Linked DNA regions of Homo sapiens: region 1 is linked to region 2. Evidence: read pairs that join two places in POLR2A ChIA-PET (ENCODE). Cell type or tissue: MCF 10A. All regions are shown on one strand. Links, peaks and the distances in the headings refer to the core of each region. The heading gives the core; the rest is flanking DNA. Region 1 has its middle 44 kb from the start of TEX41. Region 2 overlaps LINC01412 (long intergenic non-protein coding RNA 1412).

Region 1 (8,348 bases), core at 120-8,119, 94 kb after region 2:
AATAGCTATTTGTTTTAGGATTGACTCTGCTATTTGAATGTCTTTCACTTTGCTTTCATTATAAATGTATTACACATATTTTTAGGTCAACACTAATCATGTATAACTAACTGAGCTAATTTGGCACCCTGACATATAATGTTCTAAAATGGATGCATTCTGAATTTCTTCTTCCCAGATTTGAAATGTTTTGAACTGAATTTGAACTGAAATTCTATTGACTTTCTCTTTGATTTCTTCACCTATAAACTGGGCATAGTGTTTTATTCTTACAGAGGAGGCTGCAACCATCAATTAGGTATTTGTTGTAAGGGGCTTTGATAGCTTGAAAAAATGACCTTTTATAGAAACAGGATACATTGTATTTATCCTTACAGTATTTTCTTGATTCTAATTATAACTCATTTTTTCTTCTCACCATAGGAGGAGAATGGACAAGGGAAAATGTGAGTACAGAAAGTGGCACTGATTTCCACCACAAAAGAGATTCTACAAAGCTATGGAGGATAGTCACATCACAGCATAGGATGACCCTGGGTGGAGCTTGTATTAAATTTAAATGCTGCCTTGAAGTGAGACAGCAGGAACTCCTTCAGAGTCTTTCTAAAACCAGGGGAAAAAATCAACAGTTGATGTATGATTTTATATTTGTAAACAAAAATCCACAAGTTGTCATAATTAGAAGAGGCTTCATAAATCTTTTACTTTAACCTCATCCTTTCACAGATGAGAAAATGGAGTTTTAAAAGTTTATGTAACTTGCCCCGAGCTATTATTCTCCTGATCTCAGTCTAGTTATCTTCACTTTGTGCATGACAGACTTGATAAATGTCATATTCAAAAGGCCTAATAATATTAAGATAAATTCTAGTAAGCCACCTTAAGACTTTGGGATCTATTTTACTGTGGCATGTGACTATGAGTTGTTTGGTCTCAGTTTCTTTCAGCGAATTTCCATCTGTGTTATCAGTGCTTGGGGTCCCTGTATCTCTCTATGTTCTTGGATTTCAGAAATGGACTCTGGCTAACCTAAATACAAATAAACAAAAATAAATACATACATAAATACAGCAAAGATGTTATTGGAAAGACATAATATGGCCCAAAGAAGAAAAGAAGAAGCTAAACAACCATGGCTCAGAAAGCTCCAGGCCAGCATAGCTACAGGAATTCGTGTAGCAGAACCTAGGGGAGAGCCCACTTACAGTCCCAGGGGTGAATGGAATAGCTCAAGCCATTTATCCTGCATCTTGTCATCCCTGAAAAGCTTCATATTTCAGGGCCAGAACATCTGACTAGTCTAGCTAGGGTAACAGGCCTACACCTTGGCCAGGCATAAAGGTGGGTGGATAGGGAGCAAATGGAACATTTTGATGGACAGACTGCCAAGACTAGATGCATAGAGAAATGGTTATTCCCAAAAGGGAGGAAATTGAGTCACATTTACCAAAAAAGGGAAGCATGAATTTAGGGCAGAAACAAGTATATGTCGTGAAACCTTTGCATTACCATAGATACAGAAGAGTTCCATGTGTACATTTTTTACTTCGTAAAATAACTTTAAAAATTCAGATATGGGCATTCAGTCTTAGTTGATACTTTTTACCTTTTCATTTCTCTAAGTCCAGTTATATTTAGATTTTCGTATCCCATTCAGTTCAATTAGAAAAAATACCACAACTATAATAAGGATTTTGTTCAGTTTGGTTACAAGTGTTCATTCATTCATTCACTTGGACAATTCATTTATTCTACTTTTTTTAAAATTTAACTTTTATTTTAAGTTCAGGGGTACATGTGCAGGTTTGCTATATAGGTAAACTCGTATCGTGGGGGTCTGTTGTACAGATTATTTCATCATCCAGATCATAACCCTATTACCCATTAGTTATTTTTCCTGATCCTCTCCCCACTTCTAGTCTCCACTCTCTGGTAGCCCCCAGTGTGTGTTATTCCCCTCTATGTGTCCATATGTTCTCATCATTTAGCTCCTACTTATAAGTGAGAACAGGTGGTATTTAGTTTTCTGTTTCTGCATTAGTTTGCTGAGGATAATTACCTCTAGCTCCATCCATGTTCCTGCAAAGGACATGATCTCATTCTTTTTATGGCTGCATATTATTCCATGGTCTATATGTACCACATTTTCTTTAGCCAGTCTATCACTGACGGGCATTTAGGTTGAATCCATGTCTTTGCTGTTGCGAATAGTGCTACAGTGAACATACAAATGCTGTGTCTTTATGATAGAACAATTTATATTCTTTTGGGTATATTTCCAGTAAGGGGATTGCTGGGTCAAATGGTAATTCTGCCTTTAGGTCATTAAGGAATTGCCACACCGTCTTCCACAATGATTAAACTAATTTACACTCCTACCAACATTGTGTAAGTGTCCCTTTTTGTGTGTAACTTTGCCACCATCTGATTTTTTTTTCTTTCAATAACAGCCATTCTGACTGGTGTGAGATGATATCTCATTGTGGTTTTGATTTGCATTTCTCTAATGATCAGTGATGATGAGCTTTTTTTCATATGCATGTTGGCCACGTGTAGGTCTTCTTTTGAAAAGTGTCTGTTCATGTCATTTGCCCACTTTTTTATGGGGTTGTCTTTTTTTCCCTCATAAATTTGCTTAAGTTTCTGATAGATGCTGGATCTTAGACCTTTGTCAGATGCATACTTTGCAAAAATTTTCTCCCACTCTGCAGGCTGTCTGTTTACTCTTTTGATAGTTTCTTTTGCTGTGCAGAAGCTCTTTAATTTAATTAGATCCCATTTGTCAATTTTTGCTTTTGTTGCAATTGCTTTTTGCATCTTCATCACGAAATCTTTGCCCATTCCTATTTCCAGAAGGGATTGCCTAGGTTTTCTTCCAGGGTTTTTATAGTTTTGGATTTTACATTTAAGTCTTTAATTCATCTTGAGTTAATTTTTGTATGTGGTGTAAGGGAGGGTCCCAGTTTCAATCTTTTGCATATGGCTAGCCAGTTATCCCAGCACCATTTATTGATTATGGAGTGCTTTTCCCATTGCTTGTTTTTGTGAGGTTTGTGGAAGATTAGATAGTTGTAGGTGTGTGGCTTTATTTCTGGGTTCTCTGTTCTGTTTTATTGGTCTATGTGTCTGTTCTTGTACTAGAACCATGCTGTTTTGGTAACTGTAGCCCTGTAAATAGTTTGAAGTCAGATAGTGTGATGCCTCCAGCTTTGTTCTTTTTGCTTAGGATTGCCTTGCCTATTCGAGCTCTTTTTGGTTCCATATGAATTTTAAAATAGTTTTTTCTAGTTCTGTCAACACATATTTAAAATTGACTTTCTCATAGTATAGAGCTCAATTTCTGACACTCAGTTGGCAGAAGGGAGAAGTAGAGATTTTCTTTTTATTAAAATACATATTTACATGACAGAATAAGCCATTGGCTTTTAAACAGTGCTCTAGAGTGGCTGAGAGTTTCCAGTGGTCTTTGTCAGACAGTGGGTAGGGACTTAGTGGCTGGACTTCAGTTTCTCTGTGCTTCTGCCCCTTCTCACCTGCTTTTCCCTATCTCTCACCTCACCTTCTCCAGCTACTTCAGTCAAAAGAGCTTCACTTTCATTTGTGGGGTTTCTCAGCAAGATTCTGTTTTATGAAAAAAGAGTTTGAAAATTGCTGGCCTCAACAACATGTAAATGTTATATTAACTGTTAGCATACCTGTTTGATTTATTACACCAGTATCTTCTTAGTCCTAACACCAGATAACGGAACATGTCTATCAAGGCAATCTCATCTTCTTGATTAAAAAAAAATGTTTGAACCAATCTGGAATAAACAAATAGAGAATGCTCACTGTGGATGAGGCTCTGTATGCTACATTGTTTGAGGGAATAATAAAACAGATAAAATACAGCTCCTTAGCTTCACTTAGTTGGAAAGATAAAACAAACATATACAATAATGAAAAGTCAACAGAAGAACTGTTTCACTAGGCGGTATCCGATAATCGTGAACTAGATCACTGCATGCCAGTCTAGAAGGAGTTAGAGGAGAGAAAGTTCATGTCTGATCCATCCTCTAGAAGGCAGAGAGGGCCTTCTAGCTGATGGCGCATTATGTTTGGGTTTCAAGTTCTATGAGTCTAAGGATTAAAAAAAAGTCAGAAAGTCCTTTTATGTTATGAATTATTTCTGCATCTTTGAATTATCCAAATTCCTAAGTGCCTTTGTAGAACTTTTGGGAAAATACAAAAAGAGTTTTAAAAATAATCTCATATTCTTTTTCCTCCTTTAATCTGATATCACCAGGTCTGAAACGAAAAGCAAAGTCACAGAATTTTATTTTTGTATGTGGAGGGTAAAATGCTTTTATTTGGACTGTTGCACTAAGCAGATGCGCTGTTAAATTAATACATAACAAGTTGCACAGAAAACTGGAGTTTTTGTGTCTACGTGTTTTACTTTGATTTTGGTCCCTGTCATTGCCTGCTAGGTAAAGTTTGATTCTATGTTTTTCATTATGTCTGGTTTGAAGGCCTTAGTTCTATTCTTCCTTCATGTAAAACACTCTTAAAGCCATTTTTCAGTGAAATCCCACCTGGTGAATTGACTCACATCGAAAGGAATTCCAGAAATAAGAATAGACATGCCCTTTCTGTCATTGATGTAATGGTGTTTTTCAGCATCCTTTAATAGTCATGAGTGGTGTTTTGGAAATCCTAGATATCTGACTGCGTTACGGACCGCTACCTTCTAAGGGGGTCTCAGGGGAAAGAACATTATTTTAGGAATATTATTTATTTTTTAACTTGAGAATGTCATTTGTTACCACAATGGTAATTTAAAAAGTTTAAGATTTTTAAAAGTGTTTCTGAGGAATATAACAAAATATATTCAACACGCTCGTTCTAAAACAGATTCCTGAAAGTAGACTGGTATAAGCATTTTGATAACTCTTCAGCTCATCTTTTTACAGTAGCTTAAAATTGAGGGATTATTAAAATAGTTACCATCTAAAGTGGCAGTGTTAACTTGAAGATCTACACTTACAAATCCACCTTGCTTTTATGTAATTTTTTTCTAGAAATTATTTCTTCCTACAAATTGAGCTAAAACTCTTAATTTTGTTTTGTTTCACATTACAGATGATTTGTATAGCTCTCCCTCTCTTCATTTTGCATACTTTGGAATTCTTCCTAGGAACTCTTTTCATCTAGATGTTTCTTCTAGGTAACATGAAACTAAGTATCTTAGATTATAAACTTACCTATGTTCAGCTCAGTTAATTAACTTAGCTTCTTCCTTAGGCAAAAACTGTCCCTTGGCCTAGAAGTTCAGTAAGCTTCACACGTGGTTGCACGTGAATTGGGTTTGTGTAAAACCAGATTGTTTTAGTTAAAGTAGTCAGTGTACTCAGTGTTCTACCTGGATGTTTGGCAGAATTGGCAAGACAGTCCCCAACATTCCATTCAGAGGCGGAGTCTATGAAGCTGTCAGGTTTTGTTTTGTTTTGTTTTGCCTGTTTGCCTTTGCCACAGTTCTAAATTTCTCTTCATTATTAGGAAATCAACTCTAGTCTTCTAGTTTCATATTTTATGCTAGTTTTAGTTTTAAAATTAGTCTTTTTTGGAAAGTTTTTTTTTTCAAGAGAAACAGACATTAATTATAACTATGGTTTCATTACAATTGATTAAAAGGTGAATAATCCCATTTTTGGTCAGTGTCTAAGCTAAAGTGCTCTACGTATTTTATCAGCCATAAAAACTGAAATACTTGCCCTAGAGGCAGGCAGCAAGTATCTGACCGAGAGTTAAAAGATAGTAATCATCTGAGCAGTAATTACCATAAGGAATGTTAAACTACCTGAAAATAGTCCATTGTCTTGATCAAAAACAAATTACAAGCTCGTTCATAATAGGTCATCGTCAGCTGTTTTTAATGGAGCATAGTGTTTAAAAGCAGAAACTCTGGAGGCAGAAAATTCCGGATCAAATCTCTTACTGCCCCTGACTGGCCATGTGATACTGAAATAGATACTTCAGCTTTTAAAAACCCCAGCTTCCTCATCTAAAATGTAATGATACCTACTTCATAGATGGATTAAAGTATTTAGTGTTATACCTGGTTCGAATCAGAGTTCATTAAATGTCAGCTCTTATTATGACTACATTCAGTTTATTTTGCATTATTATATAAACGTATTTCACCATCTAAAAACCTTTTGTTCAAAAATGCTTTGTCTAATGATCACATCAGTTAAGAACATGGTGGCCATTGCCAGCTGAATATTTTGATATATTAGGAGTTACCCATAAAATGGCTTCTAATTCTATAATCAGAAGTAATCACCATTAACATATTTGCAAATTTCATCTTATTTTTTTCTATGAATATATTATGGATTTATTGTTTGAAGAGGGCGGCTTATATTAGTTTTCAGTGTTATGTTGTGAAAATGATTTCTTTAAATGGTCTTCAAAAACACAATTTTAAGTGACTAAATAATGTTCTATTATATAGAATAATAAGAATGTAACTGATTTAAATATTTCCCTATTGTTGGATATTTAAATTGCTTGCAATTTTATTCATTATGAATAACATTGCCATGAACATCCTTCTACATATGTATTTAAAAGTATAATAAATACATTCTAATATATGAATATTTTAAAGGAATTTGACATATCCTAAAGTGCTTTGCTGGAAATTTGTAGCAATTTATCTATTCTTTAGTACTGCCTCATAGATTTGTGAACCCCAAATGAAGACTATCTTTTTTTCTTTTTCATTTTGATTTGTTACTCCTACGTAATAAATGAGTGAATTTTTGCTAATTTTCCCCAGAGTTAATGCACACACAAAATCTGCCCTAGCTTATTTGACATTTAGCTGCATATCTCAAATCACGTGGAAGTTTCAATAGTTATAATTCATTTCTGAAGGAATTTTAAGTGCAACGGAAAAAGGTATCGAGAAGAGAATTATATTACTGAGTCTAAGAGATACAGGGATTTAAAAATGGCTAATCATTACAAAGAACAGAAAGGCTGGGCTACAGTTATTTGTATTTTCTGTCCCATTTTCAAAGGTGAAGGGCAACCAGAACGAGAAAACGGATGATCATTATTGGTCCAACTGCTTTGTCCTTTGTGTGAGGTATATTTTCTTTGCATTGTAATTCAAAACTATCTTTTCAGCCAAAGTATGTTTACTGGATGTCAGATTTAATGGGCATATGGTCAGTGGAGTTTATATGAGAGTGCACATTACACATATAGCCTGTGTGTGGGATTCAATCATTCATTCTTCAAATATTCACTGAGTACCAACTGGGTGCTGGGCCCCACTGTGAGCACGTCCATGAAATAAAAAGAAAAAAACCTTTGTTCCCCTGGAATTTATATTTTGGTGGAAGAAGACAATAATACACAAAATCAATACATTCTATAGTATGTTTGGAAGTAGTAAGTGCCACAGAGTGAACTAAGACAGAGAAGAGCAATAAGAATCTTGGGGTAGGAGTGGGGGTTAACACTCTTGAATGGGTGGTCAGAAAAGGCTTCCCCGACAAGGTGGTTTTTTGAGCTAAACTTGAAGGAGGTGACGAAATGAGCTATGCAGATGCCTGGGGCAAGTGTTTCCACTGTGTTCACTGCTGGGGGTCCAGGCATGTTTGGTTGGCTGGTGTATCGGCCTCACAAAAGCCTTTTTGAAGCAGGTCCAAGAAATCTGAAAGAAAATGGATGCTAAGAGAAGAAATCTTTACATAAAATGAGGTTGATCCATGTGCCACTGAAGAGGTGGATGAGAAATCCTGATGGTGGCTCTTATTTAAATCTGGTTCTGGATATGTCTAGAAATAACTTTGCTGCCCATGCACCATTAGTGCAGAGTGTATCACAATAGAAGAAGACCCATGTGGCGCTTGAACTGTGGATACTGGTGGGGCTTGATGGATCTTGGGGGATAAGGACCACCACCAGTGATGAACTACTTCTCTGCATGAAGAGAGATGGAGCAGCCAAGTGATTATGGTGGCAGGAATCCTGAGCTAAAGATAGCACATAGCAGAGCACAGTAGGTTCCAAAGGAAGGGAGGACATAGGAAATACCCTTTGGGAACTTGCAGAGATGCATGGGTGTGGGGGCTTTATAGGCATAGAGGTTCTGTCAGGGTAATTTGCATACGAAATTTACTTACACCTAGTATGTCTGCAAATGCAAATACATAGATTATTGGATAATGTCTTAGCCTATTTCAATGTTGAACCAACATTTTGATAATAATAATAATAATTTTTTCTTTCTTTAGCCCAAGGATATTGAAGACCAGCTCACCAAGTTGGCAACAGGAAAGATCAACAGTAAA
Region 2 (8,348 bases), core at 158-8,157:
TTAATCATTTGAATAATTTTAGTATCTCTGATCTGAACACATATTTGCATATCTAATGCTTGATTTTAAATGTGTTTTTTAAAAATTCATTCTCTCAGGATGAAGAAACAAAGTCACATTTTAATGCAAAATTTCTCTTCTACACTTGTAAAAGTTTATTTATTGAGCTGTAATATTCTTTCTAGATATCCATAAACTTCTTAACAATTTGTAAACCATTTATGAGGCATTCACATACAAATATGTGGCACACTACAATTAATTAGGAAAAACAATACTCTATGTAAAATCAAGTCACTCTCCTCCCCAAATCCAGAGATGTGCACTAATTATGCACTATGTTTTCTTATTGGAATTTTGTCATTTAAATTTTTAGTTATGTCTATTAATTCAAGTCTAAAAGTGGAAAATTGCAGCAATTGACAAATAACTCAGGCCTGGTATTTAGGATCATTTTTTATCTTTTACTTACTAACATATGGGCTGATTTAAATTATTAAAAATGATTAAGTAAGTGTATCCCTGATATTTTTATTCTCCTGTGCCAGTTAAAGTCCAAAGTATTAATATCTATTTTGAATACTAGCCCTGCAAATGACTACCTGTGTGATTATAAGCAGTCTCCTATAAGCTTGTTTTATTTTTAATCTCCAATGTGGGTACACTAATAATGCTATCCCTTGGGATTTTATTGAGAATTAAATGAAGTAATGCATAAAACTTCACTATATTGTAGCTTTATTATTATAATGAAAGGTTAAACAAATATACAGATCAACTAAAGATGGTACAAATTAATTTTGATTATTAAAAATAACAACTATTTACAGTATATTTTTTATTGAAAAATCAGTGCTGTGTTATTACGTGAAGAAAGAAAATGAAAAGCATTTTAGGATTTATGGCTGGTTTATGATTTTTTCGAACTGTTCAAAGGATGCGTAGCCACAGAAGTGAAAATAAATACAGTATTTCCTTTCTGTTAGTTCAGCAGTTAATTTAGTGTATTCAATATGGTCATAATTTGGTTATAAATATTAGACTGCTTTTGAAAAGGAATTTAGTCCAAATGTATGAACTTGAAGTTTCCCATGCTCTTTAGTAACATATTGTCTTTTAGTGTAAGGGTTAAATGTGCAAAAGCTCAGAAGCGGTCTTGAGTAAGACTTGTGAAAAAAAGGGCAAACTTACAAATTTGAAGACCAGGAATTTGGCTGTCAGAGCACTGTTTGCTTTAAGACCATTCATAATGAACTGAGCATTCCCTTTTGGAATTGTAGCTGTCCTGGGGTTTGCGCTAATTTCAAGTACCTAGAGTGGTGAAGAAAATCAGTGTATTAAGTGGAAAATGAAATTCCCTAGTCTCTTAAATGTCCACAAGGCCAGATTTTCTTTTTGATGTAAAACTGAAAAATCAATGCAAATGCCAGGGGGAAAAACTATCGTGATGTAATACTAACACTGATAGTTTTTGGTTGTTCTTGTTTTCTTTAAGACTTCTCAAAACACTTATATCTGTAGTTCTTAAAGGGTCTGTTAATTGTTTCTATTTTGAAAGCATCCATTCCATGCTCCTTTTAGGTCAAAACTACCAAACCAGACATTTGGACATCAGCGTAGGGGACTGGGTGTGACCTGTACCTTTTTTCTCCCTCTGACAATGGGACTAGAAATGGTTTGCACCTGCAAATTGTCTAGTGACCTGGAAATTACTTCATGCTTGCTTCAAGGTCTTCTTTAATACTCTTTATTCTGTTAAAAGGCTCAAACTATAAACTTTGTTCTGTACTCAGTTTTAATTTTGTACCATTCTAAGGGTGAATTTTTTTTTTCAGGGTTCTTTCAGGTACTTAAATGTAAAAACTTTACTCTCAAAATTTATTATCATCTCCATGGCAATCACAAATATAAAGTAATAATAGCTAAGGAAAAAAAACCCCTGCTTTTCTAGGCTTGGCACTATGCTAAATCCTTTCACGTATCATTTAATTCTGATAGCAGATCTGAAGGGGTTACAACTGGGTCCATTTTATTAGCTGAGAAAATTGTGGCTTAGGGAGAGTCAGTGACTCCCCACAATTCAAGCATCTGGTTCTTGGTGTGCTTTTGAATCTGCCACGTCCACCCCCAGGGCCAACACCATATTCATGTGACATCCAACATCTTTTTACCTTTCCCAGATGTGTTTCTGACCCACTTGTGCCCACCCGCTCTGCACATTGTGACCCATTTCCAGGCCTCCTGGATGCTGTGATTGGCCCTTGTTTTTCCATGTATGGCTTATTTTGCCTTTTGGACCTAACACTTAGGCTCATTTTTCCAGTTACAATATTGGCTCAAGTCCTTGAGCCAAAGTTTCTCTGGCTTTGGTGCCTCTGGCTTCCCAGATAAAGTGTATTTTCTGGTCCAGTCTCTTCTCCCAGGCACCCGACTTAGGAAAAGCTCCCATGGGAGGTTCTTGCTAGCTCAACTGGCTCCAACATTGGGCCCAGGCACAGGACAAGTTAGTGATGAAGGAGACATCATGGTCCAGAGATGTCGTGGAATAGTTTTTATTTCTTATACAACTTCTGTTAGCACTTGTTGACTGGAAACTGGACATTAGTATATTTGACACTAGATCCTCAATGTTAGCATATTATAGTGACAAAGATACAGGTTTTGGAATTAGATAAACTGGATGTGGCTCCCTGCTTGGTAAATACTAATTGTGTATTGAGGACAAGTTATTTTACCCATGTGAAATTATTTTTAAAGTAGGCAAAGGAGCTGGGTGCAGTGGCTCACGCCTGTAATCCCAGCACCTTTGGAAGACCGAGGAGGGTGGATCACCAGGTCGAGAGTTCAAGACCATCCTGGCCAGCATGGTGAAACCCCATCTCTACTAAAAATACAAAAATCAGCCAGCCCGGCGTGGTGGTGCATGCCTATAATCCTAGCTACTCGGGAGGCTGAGGAAGAGAATTGCTTGAACCCAGGAGGCAGAGGTTGCAGTGAGCCGAGATGGTGCCACTGCACTCCATGCACTCCAGCCCGGGCAACAGAGCGAGACCCTGTCTCAAAAAAAAAAAAAAAAAAAAAAAAAATTGGTAAAGGAGTACTTAGATTCAAGCTGGTTGTGGTAAAGAAAATATGACTGTATACAAAATGTCTGGCACAGAGCAGGTGTATCAATAAATAGTAATTCCTACTATCATGAATTACCTGAAAAATACATGAAGTTAAATTATGGAAAACCAGAGTGGATGTAACATGTCTTTTAGGTGTTGTTTATTTTATTTTATTTTTATTTTTTATTTATTTATTTTGAGACGGAGTCTCGCTCTGTCACCCAGGCTGGAGTGCAGTGGCACAGTCTTGGCTCACTGCCAGCTCCGCCTCCCAGGTTCAAGTGATTCTCCTGCCTCAGCCTCCCGAGTAGCTGGGATTACAGGCACCTGCCACCACACCCAGCTAATTTTTTGTATTTTTAGTAGAGACGGAGTTTCACCATGTTGGCCAGGCCGGTCTCGAATTCCTGACCTCAGGTGATCCACCCACCTCGGCCTCCCAAAGTGCTGGGATTACAGGCATGAGCCACTGCACCCGGCCAGAAATTATTTAACTGGTTTCTGCATTATACAGAAATCAGTGTTTACTGATAAAGTTGGAAAAGTAATATGGTCATAGAATTTCTTAAGTTGTAGAAAACCTGGCGTGCTCATGATTATAAATATGATGTCAACAGCTGAGATGAGGACATATGCACACTTTAAAATTTGGTGATCTATTTTATACTTTCATTTGCAATTGTAAGGAAAAAACCTTTCTTCAGCGAATTCTCCCGATATGACTTGCTATAGGAGGAAGCACTCTTGCAGGCAGCTGAGTGTGGTCAAGAAGTGTCAAAGATCCTATTTGTTCAAGGTAAATATAAGAGGGTCTCAATATTGTTCAAAACTCTTTACCTAGTCTTGCCATAACTTCAGAGGTGTGAAGGAGTGGGGAGACATAGAGGGATGGAATAGCACTGAGAAAGTTTGCCTGCACTATCTTTTTCCACCCCCCAACCCCTCTTGCCCCCAGTTGAATGCTGAAACAGCTACTTTAAAAAAGAAAAGAAAAAAGTAAGACTATGTATAGAGTACAGACATTGCTTCACTCTCCTGCCTGCAAATTTGGGAGTAGGGTTGTGTCAGCAGGTCCTGGCATGATCTACTGTGTATGTGACTCTGCTACCCTATGCCCTAGAAAGGAGGGTGTCCGGGGAGGATTGGGCTGTGGACACAGGGAGCATATTGTTCCAATGGTTCTGCTACAGTGCAAACCAGGCTTCTTTCTCTCTCTCTGGAACTAACTTTGCTACACATGCAAAAAAATCTGTTCCTATTAGGTTTTTCCCTGGCCATTGTGGAAGCATAAGTATGGCTCCTGTGGCAAAGGCATAATTTCTCTGTGTTGAGGGAAGCTGGCTTACCTGTTGTTCTTGGCACTCAGCTAGCACCCTTCTAGACAAGAGGGAAAGAACAAAGCTGAAAGTTCACAGAAAATATTTGGTGTTTTAAAACAAGAAGGAAAAATTAAAACCCCATTCTTTTAAAGCTTAATTTATCTATCTTCTAAGAATTTGGAATTTCAGTTTAGAGAAATCAGTATAGTCCTGAGTTATATTATTACCTAATGTCACATAGCTCTATGGGATATTGAAATATTATTTGTTACAGCCTAAAGATGATCTATATTCAAGTTTTGCTTCTCCCAAGGAGGATTCTTGCATGGTTGAAGAAAACATTCAGGGTTAGGTGAAATATGCTTGTGAATGACATTTGAAATCACCTTGGACTTTGAATTTGAGGGACAGTAATGCTTTTATGATATTAACGCAAAGCACCGTCACTTGGAAAATTTTAAACTATTGCTTCATTTATGATCTCCAAATAGTAATTTATTTGACAAAGGAAGGTGATTTATCACGGATGTCTCTTTTGCAACCCCCTGGAACAGTGCCTATTATATAGTAATATTTGTTGCTGTTTGTGGAATCCGTCATTCATTTAGAAGCTTTAGGGAGATACAAACTGATCTCCTACTGAAAACTTACAACTTGAGATAAGAATGAGGACAGATGAGGGTAGCAGGCAGGGACCATGGGTACTTAAGACCCTACACGCTCCTTTTTACAGACTTATGTACTTGATTACATTGTTTAACACAAACTGTTTTATTCCTCTTTTTTTGTGTCACTTTTATACACAGCCTAAAAAAGAATTGAAGGAGCAAAAACAGAGCTGCATGTGTATGTTTGTCTCATTCTTTAAATAGATGACTCAGATGAGCCTTCTTGTAGTTTGTTTTTAAGTAAACACATGAAAATATAATAGGTTTTCTCTGATAAAGGAAAGAAATAATAAGGAGAGAATGGAATGAACTAGAAGAGGTGTGTTGCTTAGGAAGGCAAGGTGAAGTAGTAATTTAGGATAAATGATCCCTTTCCCCTCCAATCCCACACAATAACTAAAGAAGGAAAACAGAGAAGATGAGTTTTGTTTTGTTTTTCCTTCTATAAGTAAATGGACAGGCTCTACAGATAATGGGTTCGATGATTTTCTTGCTAGCAGCTTCATTTTCATGTAGAACAACTGGTTGCCCAAAGGTATTAAGGGGAAAGTTTGAGCCCTGATTTTAATGCTTTCTCCAATACCCTTCCCGCCCTCTTTTTGCTCCCCCCTGTTTTCGGCCTTATTTCTTGGGGCCCTCACCTCTTCTTACCTTTCTTTTGATACTCTGTATTTAGAGGGAATATGCTTTCAATGCTAGGCTTGTTCACAGCCTTCAACATGCTTAGCCTTTAAATAATAAGATATGACCCTAAGATTTGAAAATTTCATTGTGCTACAGAATATTGCCTAGAGGAAATGGAATGTTTACCTGAACTATGTTATGACAAAGGACAGTTCAATACTATTATTACATGCCCAGTACCTACCATAGTGCTTGGTTCATGAGAGGAGCTGTGTAAATGTCTGATGAATGAGTGAATGAATGTACGTATGCATAAATGCTATAAAAAAAGCCAGACTTAAGATAACAGATACCATTTGTTCTACATGGCAAATTAAAGTTAAAAGGTATGAATGCAGGTGCAAGAATCACCTGTGGGTACAAACGGAATTCTGATATTATTTTTGAATTCTGGGTATGATATTTTATTTCCGAAATGAAATACCTAAATCATTTAAAAAGCAATATAGATATATAACAGTTCCTCATTCGCTCACTTGCAAAGGAAATTTTCAATACAAATAAAGTCATACATATTTATACTAGGGTAATTCAAAATAACTTCCTCACATAAGCACTGCTACGTTCAAATAAAATCTTGCCAACACTTCTGAGTACATTGGTTTAAGAAAAAAATGCTCCCCGTAGCGTCCGAACTATTTAAAAATCTCACAGGCTTCTTCAACATACATCAGTTATCTCTCTTCAAATCACTGACAATAATTTAAAAACTGCTTCATCAGAACAAATGCTACCCTTTCTCCTACTCTAGTTAGAACCTGATCTTCTAAAAAGGACCATATTTACAGCTTCTTTTGAAATTTTAAAACCATTTGGCTGATATGTTTTTGCTACATTTTTTCCTGATTTAATTACTGGGACATTTGCATGAAAACAGGAAAATAGGGACATAAGATTTTTGTCTTGTGAGTTCATCTGTTTCTGATGCTTACTCTCCACCTGAGATCCATATCTGTTTTGTTACAACTGGGAGACCAGGAGCTAGATTTGAATTGATAAAGATATTGTTAGAGGTGAAATGAAGTTCAAAACTAGGGACTCAGGAGGCTAAGAGATTGATGGATGATATGATAATTAATTTTCTTCTAGGTTATTTATTTATGAGCAGTCCATATTGTCAGTGACACATGGCATTGCTATTGAAAAGCTTAAAATCCAGGGAATGATACAGAACTAGAGTGTCAAGACTTCTCTGAGAAAACCACACCCAGGTAGTTACTGCTTGTCATGGATTGACAGATGTCGGAGAAAACAGTGAAGGAGCTGAGTCTAGGTCATGTATGAACTCAAGATGGCCACTGAAAGTTGGAAAGAAAAGAAGCAAAATGCCCATCTAATTCTGATTACCTTCCAAATGCCTGTGATTTTTCACTAGGAGAATCAGAGAAGGCTATCAGGATAAATTCTCAGCATCTTCACCTGGAGTTCCATGGCATGTAGAAATTTACATTTTCAAAGCTAAAGTCATAATCTTGTTCTAACTTTTTATTTCTCCAATATACTCCAACTTGTTCAGTGGCACCAGAGTCTCGCCAGTCTTCTAAACTCCAACTCTAGGTTTATCCATGACTCCTCTCTTTTCCTTTACTTCCACATTCAAGCACTCCATATGGCTAAGCAGCATACCTCTGCCTGTTTCTTAAAGCATTGCTGTCCTCCAACACTCCCTACCCTACTTTAGCTACTCATCATTTCTTTCCTGGAAGGCTGTGCCCGCCACCTAACTGGCCTTCCTGTTTTCACTCTTTCCTCCTCACATCTATTCTCCACGCCATCACCAGAGTGAGTGATTGCTCTAAAACAAAGGTCCCTAACCCCCAGGCCACGGACCCGTGAGGAACCAGGCCACACAGCAGGAGGTGAGTGGGAGGCAGGCAAGCGAAGCTTCATCTGTATTTACACCTGCTCCCCAAGGCTCACATTACTGCCTGAGCTCCGCCTCCTGTCAGATCAGCAGTGACAGTAGATTCTCATAGGAGCGTGAACACTATTGTGAACTGCACATGTGAGGGATCTAGGTGGTGAGCTCCTTATGAGAATCTAATGCCTGATGATCTGTCACTATCTCCCATCACCCCCAGATGGGACCATTTAGTTGCAGGAATACCAGCTCAGGGGTCCCACTGATTCTACATTACGGTGAGTTGTATAATTATCTAATTGTATATTACAATGTAATAATAAGAGAAATAAAGTGCACAGTAAATGTAATGCTCTTGAATCATCCCAAAACCATTCCCTCAATCCCTGCATCTGTGGAAACATTGTCTTCCATGAAACTGACCCCTGGTGCCAAAAAGGTTGGGGACCACTGCTCTAAAACATATTTCTGCTCATGCCACTGCTGACAATAAAACCATCAGTGGTTCTCCATTTCATACCTGCTGTGTTTCTCAAATCTTTCCTCAAAGTAACTATAAGGATGGGTATTTTAATGTTTACAAAGATTGTTTTGAATCAATAGTTCTTCAACGTCAACCTTGTTTATCTCCCATACTGTTGGGCAAAATCAAGAATCCAAGAAGCTGGGTCATGTTAATCCTGTTTGTCCCTAGAGTTTGATTTGC

What was found. Peaks named below come from ENCODE experiments on the same cell type or tissue, not always from the same donor. Only the 100,000 strongest peaks of a DNase experiment are listed, where the experiment ranks them.
Region 1: POLR2A ChIA-PET joins it to region 2 with 11 read pairs; 3 of 35 experiments call an interaction of 5 or more read pairs at or near these places.

What each region holds. Positions count from the first base shown.
Region 1 is chr2:144,620,021-144,628,368 of GRCh38, forward strand. No RefSeq gene overlaps it. Among named protein-coding and RNA genes, the nearest start is that of TEX41, 44 kb to the right of the region's middle. In MCF 10A, for the core only: no CTCF peak of the experiment used is centred there; no DNase peak of the experiment used is centred there.
Region 2 is chr2:144,525,826-144,534,173 of GRCh38, forward strand. The region is part of intron 1 of LINC01412 (long intergenic non-protein coding RNA 1412); the gene reads left to right. Among named protein-coding and RNA genes, the nearest start is that of LINC02993, 5.6 kb to the left of the region's middle. In MCF 10A, for the core only: no CTCF peak of the experiment used is centred there; DNase peaks (open chromatin) are centred at 4,206 and 4,976.